Regions from separate parts of the Homo sapiens genome. Here region 2 is linked to region 1. A link is a contact called in ENCODE Hi-C or POLR2A ChIA-PET data. All regions are on one chromosome and are shown on one strand. Each heading gives the region's core, a stretch centred on a gene start or an enhancer-like site at or near the end of the contact. The rest is flanking DNA. Distances are from core to core; before and after follow the strand shown.

What was found. A loop is a pair of places that touch in the nucleus more often than their neighbours do. ChIA-PET counts read pairs that join two places held with the same protein, here RNA polymerase II (POLR2A). Pooled maps may share reads with other maps.
Region 2: a map with no recorded cell type shows a loop between it and region 1 (4-fold over the local background). The contact joins the enhancer-like site here to the promoter of RECQL in region 1. A Hi-C loop is called at or near these places in 3 of 37 single-sample maps with no recorded cell type and 3 of 50 pooled maps. POLR2A ChIA-PET finds 5 or more read pairs at or near these places in 1 of 52 experiments (CD8-positive, alpha-beta memory T cell).

Annotation. Positions count from the first base shown.
Region 1 is chr12:21,499,484-21,503,425 of GRCh38, forward strand. RECQL (RecQ like helicase) reads right to left here and starts at 2,152. Exons shown (of 15, transcript NM_002907.4): 1 at 1,687-2,152; 2 at 72-132. The coding sequence starts at 87. It overlaps GOLT1B (golgi transport 1B), which reads left to right and starts at 2,306. Exons shown (of 5, transcript NM_016072.5): 1 at 2,306-2,465. The coding sequence starts at 2,441. RefSeq lists enhancers at 1,436-1,505, 1,526-1,575, 1,616-1,805, 1,946-2,005, 1,956-2,663 and 2 more.
Region 2 is chr12:22,407,417-22,411,268 of GRCh38, forward strand. No RefSeq gene overlaps it. Among named protein-coding and RNA genes, the nearest start is that of ST8SIA1, 75 kb to the left of the region's middle. RefSeq lists a silencer at 2,393-2,472. Within about 2 kb of position 1,880, at least 5 of the 41 ENCODE cell types and tissues checked have a DNase peak (open chromatin) inside an H3K27ac peak, as active enhancers do.

The DNA of each region.
Region 1 (3,942 bases), core at 902-3,401:
AAACTTTTTCAAATATCATACAAACAGAAATAGAACAGAAGGAAGAAGAAAATGTAATCATTGCTACTAACCTGAAACGGACGCCATTCTTTTTCTTTCCAAATTTGTTTCTAAAATAATCCAAATTTCTTTCTAAAAATAAAAGCACAACAGTGACAACAAGTTTTTAAAAATAGTACTATTAATGATGTTCACTCAACAGTAATCTGTCATTCCTAAGCACGGAAAATGTTAGAAAGTAAATTATATATTGCAGTGACCTTTCAAATAAGAACCACATGGTTCTTTTGACACTAATTTTTTATGGAAAACTCTATATTTCAGCTTAATAACCCACAACACTCAGAACGACTAACTCTCTAGATTTCAGAGAAGTGTCCAAAGTCACATAAACGTATACATGACAAATACAGTAGCAATGACACTCAGCAAACATCCACAAGATACAAAGTGATGTAACAAAAAACAGCAAACATTCAACAGGTCTAGCACCAATTGCTATGTGACTAAATTACTATGTTAGGCAAAGTTGCATATGCTGTTCCTCCAAGCCTCTTTCCCTACCTGTAAAACTGGGAGGATGGCAATCTTATAAATAAGTTGGATAGATTCAAATGTACCAGATTAAGCAAAATACATCAACATAAATAATAAAATTAATCATCTAACATTTTATTGAGCCCTTGCGTTAAAGAATTACAATATAAGCCCAATCTTAAAAGAGAAACTGGTATTCTACAGAAAAGCTAGATTTTCTAAGTTAGAGGTGGGGGGAGGGGAAAATGGTTTGTAATGATTTCTAAGTATCTATGAATGACTAAAACCTAAGCATGCATATGGACAAGTGGAAAATGGGGCTGGAGAGTAGAAACTTTAAATTCCCCATAATCCTAAAAACACCTCTTCTATCTCTCTAATATGGACATTTTCTAAAACTAAGATGCTCTCCAAAAGTCACTTCTGCAACACCTATCCTTAGACTGCTGACCTTACGCCCTTTCTACACAGAATTCTGAAGCCACCACTAGGCCGGAAAGATAGGCTGACTCTTTTTTGCCTTGCTAAAGAATGTGGAATAACCACACCATTAAAAGAAGGCTAAATAGGAGAGTAAACCAAGGATTTCTAATTCTTGATCTATACAAACATCTCTTCACGTAATGAAAATGTAACATTCCTTCCATAGACTGTAAGGTCCTTTAGCAGGGCTGGGGTTCAATCTCTTCACCTTTGTATCCGCACAGCCCAGGAAAATGCCTTGATGTAGTGAGGGCTCAGGTTTGCTAAGGTAGCAGGGGCTGTTTCTACCCTTATGAAAAGACACAGTCTATATCCAATTCTCCCCCACGATTTTAAATGACTCCTTTGATTATGCGGTTAAAAGACTGCTCCTTCCCAAAATGATGTGATTTAACAGCAAAAGATATCTCAACATAAAATGTATCCAGAAATTGAACTACAGCAGGTCTGTCACTCAGCAGTATAAGCTAGGCATCCACAGGAAGAATGTTACAGGGTGACAGCCAGTCATCAATGTTGGAGGAAACGCCACTGAGATACCATAGGCTAAATCCTCTCTCTCCCCGCCACCTGCATTTAGAGGCAATAGTAATTTAATATTAATAACGCCCGCCCTTCCGCTACTGTGAAGCAGGGGGTGGAAGAAGCATCCCCAGTAGTATTTACCAACAAATGGCAGCTGCTAATAAACAGGCTTTGGTGGCCAATCCTCCTGCATGGAAAAGAATGGGGAGATCAGAAGACCGGTCAGCAGGCGAACGTGCCCCTAAAGGCCCGAGTTCTCAGAGCAGGGCAGTGATTAACTTTCCGGTTTCTCCTCCGCCAATGTGTGGGCGAAAGGAAGTGATCCGCTACAGACCGGCCTCGCCCTGCAGCAGGAAAGGGAAGGATGAAACAAAAAGCGCACACCCTTGACCCTTCAAAGCTGTAACAGTAGTTATCCCAGAGCCTCTCCCCACCGAGAAGCCCGGTCTAACTCTCCGGTGTTTGACTGTCCGGTGTCCGACTGTCCTGTGTCCGACTCTCCGATCTCCGACTCTCGGATCTCCGACACCAAAGCACCCAGGCCTCGAGCAGATCTTTCCGCTACTCGGGAGTAAAATCTTCCCGCCAGCCAGCTGAGAGCATCCACCCTTCCGGGTCGGTCCGTTCAGCCAATCACAGATAACTCCCTTCTCTAATTGGTCAAGGGGTGTGGTCACCATGCGCGTCACCGAACAACATTACGAGTTATTGGTTGAGATTGGAAGCAGGTTTCGCCAATAGGAAGCGCTCTTAAAGCGGCAGTGAGGGTGGCTGCGTGTTTCCGGAAGACGTGGCGGCTCTCGCCTGGGCTGTTTCCCGGCTTCATTTCTCCCGACTCAGCTTCCCACCCTGGGCTTTCCGAGGTGCTGTCGCCGCTGTCCCCACCACTGCAGCCATGATCTCCTTAACGGACACGCAGAGTAAGCACCTGCTCCGGGGCCCCCGCCTCGAGCCGCGCACACCCATCGCCCGGCTGGGTCTCGCCCCTCCGCCGGGGTCAATGAATGAAGCTCTGGGTTGGGGGCGGTGGCCTGCGAGACAGAGCTAGGGCTGCTGGGACCCTAAGGGGCTGCCTTCGGGATGCCGGGGCTAGACTTGGACTGGCGGACCTGACCTGGGAGAAGAGTCTGTGGGGCAGGGTGGGACGCCCTATGTTGGGAGGGGAGCTTTAGCCCAGAGTCTGTCTCATTCCAGGGTCGCGCTGATCTCCTCATCCCCAGTGAGATGGGCGCTTTGTTCTAGGGGCTTGCCACAAGAGAAAGTTTGCGTGGTGCCCGCGGCCCACTCTCGGGATCGTTTATGCGCATGACACACTTCGGGTCCTCTACAAGTCCCTGGCTGGCTGGTTATTTGGGAGGCGGTATTTTAAATGTCACCTACAGTAGGCTCTTTTTGAAAATGTCCTTACGCTTAAATGTGGCATTTTGAATATTCGCTTTTTGCCAGTACTGTAAGCAACCTTTTAGAAGTCTCTTGAAACATTCTCACTTTTCTACCTGCTAAAGTTTCAAGCAGTAGAGAAAAGCCACTTTGTGTGCCATTAAAGGATATATTTCGTTAGTATTGTATATTGTGCTTTGTGGCTTGTTTTATTATTTTAGCATCGCTCTCTGCCTGCCACAGAGTTCTCCAGGCCTATTTCATCTCTAAAGCTAGCATTGATATCGGTTTCCTTTTCTTTCATTATAATATTTCCACTTTCCTACTGCTTTTTGTTAATATTAATAATTTTTGTATTTATGTCTGCCCAAGCTCTGTACCTCATATTTTGATGTTCATAAGAGTCTCTTTTTGTCTCACTTTGCTTTATCTGCCACGCCTTTCATTTCACTCCAGTTAACTCAGATTTTCAATATTTTAAGACTTAAACAGTGAATTGAAGTGAAAAATAGAAGTTTATTTAAAATGCCCTATTTTAAAGTGGAGTCTTCTTGTGGAGATTCAAGTCATGGCAGACCAACTTCACAGAGCTTCTAAGGCCTCCTACACACACTGCCACCCCCCAATCAGGCTGTCTTCCCTCCTGAGGCTGGACTGGGGCTGCCTCTTGGGGCCACCTGCCCCAAGGTTGCCGCCCACTTTGGTCCATTGGCCTGGCCTGTTCTGATCAAAGAAAATAAAAGTGTAGTCTTGAGGGGATAGGAATCTAGTGTAATAATAATTACTGGCAATTATATAAAGGTATTTTCTTTCAGTTAACCATGTGCTTTCATGTGAATCATTATGCATAATTCTTATAAGAGCCCTGTAAGGCTCACAGAAGCATGCCCCTTTCATAAGTTAAATGAGGCACAAAAGAAATTGAGTGCATGGTCAAAGAAAAAGTGACAGAAACAAAACTTGATCCCAGGTGTGCTGGCTCAGAAACCTTTTGCACTGTACCCCACTATCACCTAA
Region 2 (3,852 bases), core at 630-3,129, 910 kb after region 1:
AAAGTTCTTGTAAACATATGACATAAAAGAAGAATGTGTTATGACTTTTGGAAACCAGGGTTGGATTAATTCTACGCACTCGTCTGTCAAGATTCTTACGGCAAAACAGAAGTAGCATTCTTTAAAGAAACAGTCCTAATAAGACTTAATTAGGAAAACTGAAAGTATTTTAGGGTACTATGTACTCATACAAAGAAGTAATAGTAATAACCAACACTTACATAGCACTTAATATGTGGCAGTCACTGTCATATATGGCTAGTATACTTTATACTTATAAAGTGCTACAGGTTGAGCATCCCTAATCTGAAAATCCAAAATCCAAAATGCTCTAAAATCTGAAACTTTCTGAAAACTGACATGACACCACAAGTGAAAAATTCTACACCTGACTTCATGTAATGGGTCAAAACAAAATTGTGTTTTGACCGGGCATGGTAGTTCACACCTGTAATCCCAGCACTTTGGGAGGCTGAGGTGGGTGGATTGCTCGAGCTCAGGAGCTTGAGACCAGTCTGGGCAACATGGCAAAATCCTGTCTCTACCAAAAACGCAAAAAAATCAGTGAGGCATGGTGGCGCATGCCTGTAGTCCCAAACTGAGGAGGCTAAGGTGAGAGGATCGCTGGAGCTGGGGAAGTTGAGGCTGCAGTGAGCCATGATCGCACCACTGCAACTCCAGCCTGGGTGGCAGAGTGAGACCCTGTCTCAAAAACAAAGAATAAAAATAAAAATAAAAAAATAAAACTTTGTTTTTGTGCACAAAATTATTTTTAAATATTTTATAAAATTATCTTCAGGCTGTACATATAAGGTGTATATGAAACATACATGAATTTTATGTTTAGACTTGGGTTCCATCCCCAAAATATCTCTTAATGTATATGCAAATATCTCAAAATCCAAAAATAATCCCAAATCTGAAACACATCTGGTCCCAAGCATTTCAGGTAAGGGATAGTCACCGTGTACTATAATTGTCCCGTTTTACAAATGAGGAAATTTAGTCACAGAGATACTGTGATGGGTATTTATGAGTTTTATAAGTCAACTAAGCTAGGCTATAGTACCTAGCTATTCAATCAAATGCCAGTCTAGGTGTTCCTAAGAAGGTATTTTGTAGATGTGCTTAAACATCTGTAATCAGTTGACATTAAGAAAATCATTCTCCGTAATGTGAGTGGACCTTATCCAATCAGTTGAGATTTTCCTGAGGAAGAAGACATTTTGCCTGTGGGTTGCATTACAGGCCTGCCAGGCTGTCCTACAGATTTTGGACTACACACACGTCCTACCTTTCTGTTTCTCTGCTACAACCTTGACCTCTAGAGACATTAAGTATCTTGGAAGTAGCTTGTTCCCAGGCACACTGCCAGTAAGTGGTAGAACCAGTACAAGGACCTGAGCAGGCTGGGCCTTGAACCAAAGACTTACCCCACCACCACCACACTACCCCTCCTATGAATTCCAGTCATTAGCAGTCTAATTAAAAATTCAAGACGTGGCCCTGTGGGAAAAAGCAAAGAGAAAGAAAAACAAAACACACATGAATGCAAATAAGTCCAGTATAAAAGAGTTCACTGTGTGTAGGGATATGCAGAATATGGAGAATAGCACCAGTCCTTACAGAATATATTTTTGAGTTCTGTTAAGAAGTCAAAATGAAGAATTTGTATTTGCTTGGAAGAAAAGGAAAAGAGCATCTCCAGAGGAGTGCATGACACAGGCAAAAGCCCAAAGCAAATTCTGTAGAATCTGGCTATGGCAACCCGCCAGAATGAAAGTTAATGAGCAAAAAGCATGAAATCTGTATTAGTTCCCAATAGCTGCATAGCCGACTGAGGGCTGGAATCAGCTGAAATTCACTCTCTCACGTCTGACAGCAAGGCTGCTGTGTGCTGAGACCGTCGCTGGGGCTGACAGCCGCTTTATGTGTTCTCTTCACATAAGCCAGCTTGAGCTTCTTGAAAACATGATGGATAGCTTTCCAAGGTGAGTGTGGAGAGAGAGAGAGAGAGAGAAACTGACTCTATTATCTACTAGGACCTAGCCTCAGAAGTTGTGCAACATTTCTTTCCTTTATTTTCTGTTCTATTTTCAATTTCAAGTGGAAGTGCCCTATTCCACTTCTTGGTAGGCAAAGGTGACGTTCTTGAAAACTATGTGGGGCTGAAAATATCGTGTTGTCAATTTTGGAAAAAACAGTCTGCCGCACAATAAATCATGGGAGATTAGTCTGTTGTGAGCTAGGCCAGTATCTCCTTTAAACGCTTGTTGATAGAGACTTGGTGGGGAGATGGATGTATCACCCTCCAGCTGCTCACAGTTCCGTCACACTCTGCAAACAGTGATCTGGGCTTTGAAACCAAACCGTTGCATTTCACACCTAAACCTCAGAGATATGTGAAATGAGTATAGACACTGTCTGTGTTTTGTTATATCACAAGTTGGGGAGAGAATGCTCAGAGCTGAGTGAGCGAGCTCAGCCTGGGTGGCCAATACTCCGCTTGTGGCATTTGCTGGAATTAGAGCTAGGACGAGGCAGGTAAGGTCGTTTTCATTCAACCTAGAAAATGACTTTGGTTCAAAGCAGTAGCATGAACAGAATCTGAATGCACATGTTGACTATTCTTTCTGTCGGTGGCACATTAGCCCGGAGTTTCTGCTCTCCTAAGGTGGTGCCATGATGGAAAGTGCTATCACTACCCTGGCTCAAATGAGGCTTAGAAAGACAAGAAACTGGCTGGGCGCGGTGGCTCACGCCTGTAATCACAGCACTTTGGGAGGCCGAGGCGGGCAGATCACGAGGTCAGGAGATCCGAGACCACCCTGGCTAACACGGTGAAACCCCGTCTCTACTAAAAATACAAAAAATTAGCGAGGCGTGGTGGCGGGTGCCTGTAGTCCCATCTACTCGGGAGGCTGAGGCAGGAGAATGTCGTGAATCTGGGAGGCCGAGCTTGCAGTGAGCCGAGATCGCGCCACTGCACTCCAGCCTGGGCGACAGAGCGACACTCTGGATCAAAAAAAAAAAAAAAAAAAAAAAGACAAGAAACTTTTCGGTCTAAGGACATATCATTTTGCTCTGATTTGGAGCTGTTGTCTATCATTCACAGTTTCCCCTAAATGCGGCTTCTATGCTTTAACGCTAATTGAATCTTGGCTAGCTGAGTCATTCCATTTTGCATCTGTATACTTGTATTACCTTGCTTCTAGAAAGACTGTGGTGAAATACTCACTTGGAGTCTGACTTCTCTGACTGGAGAAACTGGTATTTCCAGGTATTTTCCTACAGCAATAAACACATTCTTCCCATCTATTGCTGTGCCAATCTATTTTTTCAATGCCAGTACCAAGCCACACTGAGTGATTCATCTATTTTGTCAATGACTTCTATCCGTTGCTAGTGTCCTAGTAATCTAATAGCAAGCATATGGGAGTTTCAAGAAACTAGGTAACAAGATAGAGCTGAAAGGGAAAAAACATATAAACGAACTTTGAAGCAGATAAAACACCACTATTAAAATAATTATACACATATATATCCATACAAATATATATATAACTTTTTACTCTTTTGTAGATTTGTAGAAATATTTATTAAACAGTTAAAACATGAGGGATATCCAACCAAATACCAATCTAGGTGTTGCTGTGAAGATATTTTGTAGATGTGCAGTGATGAACAAGAGACACATTATTGCTACCGTACAGTGTTTGAAACAGAGGAAACCGGGACACTGGGAGAGAGTGGAAGATGCTGAGGTCAGAGAAGGAGTCAGGGGCTAATTCCTATAGGATCTTGCAGGATTTTAATTTCAGTCTAAATGTAATGAGAAAACACGGGGTGGTG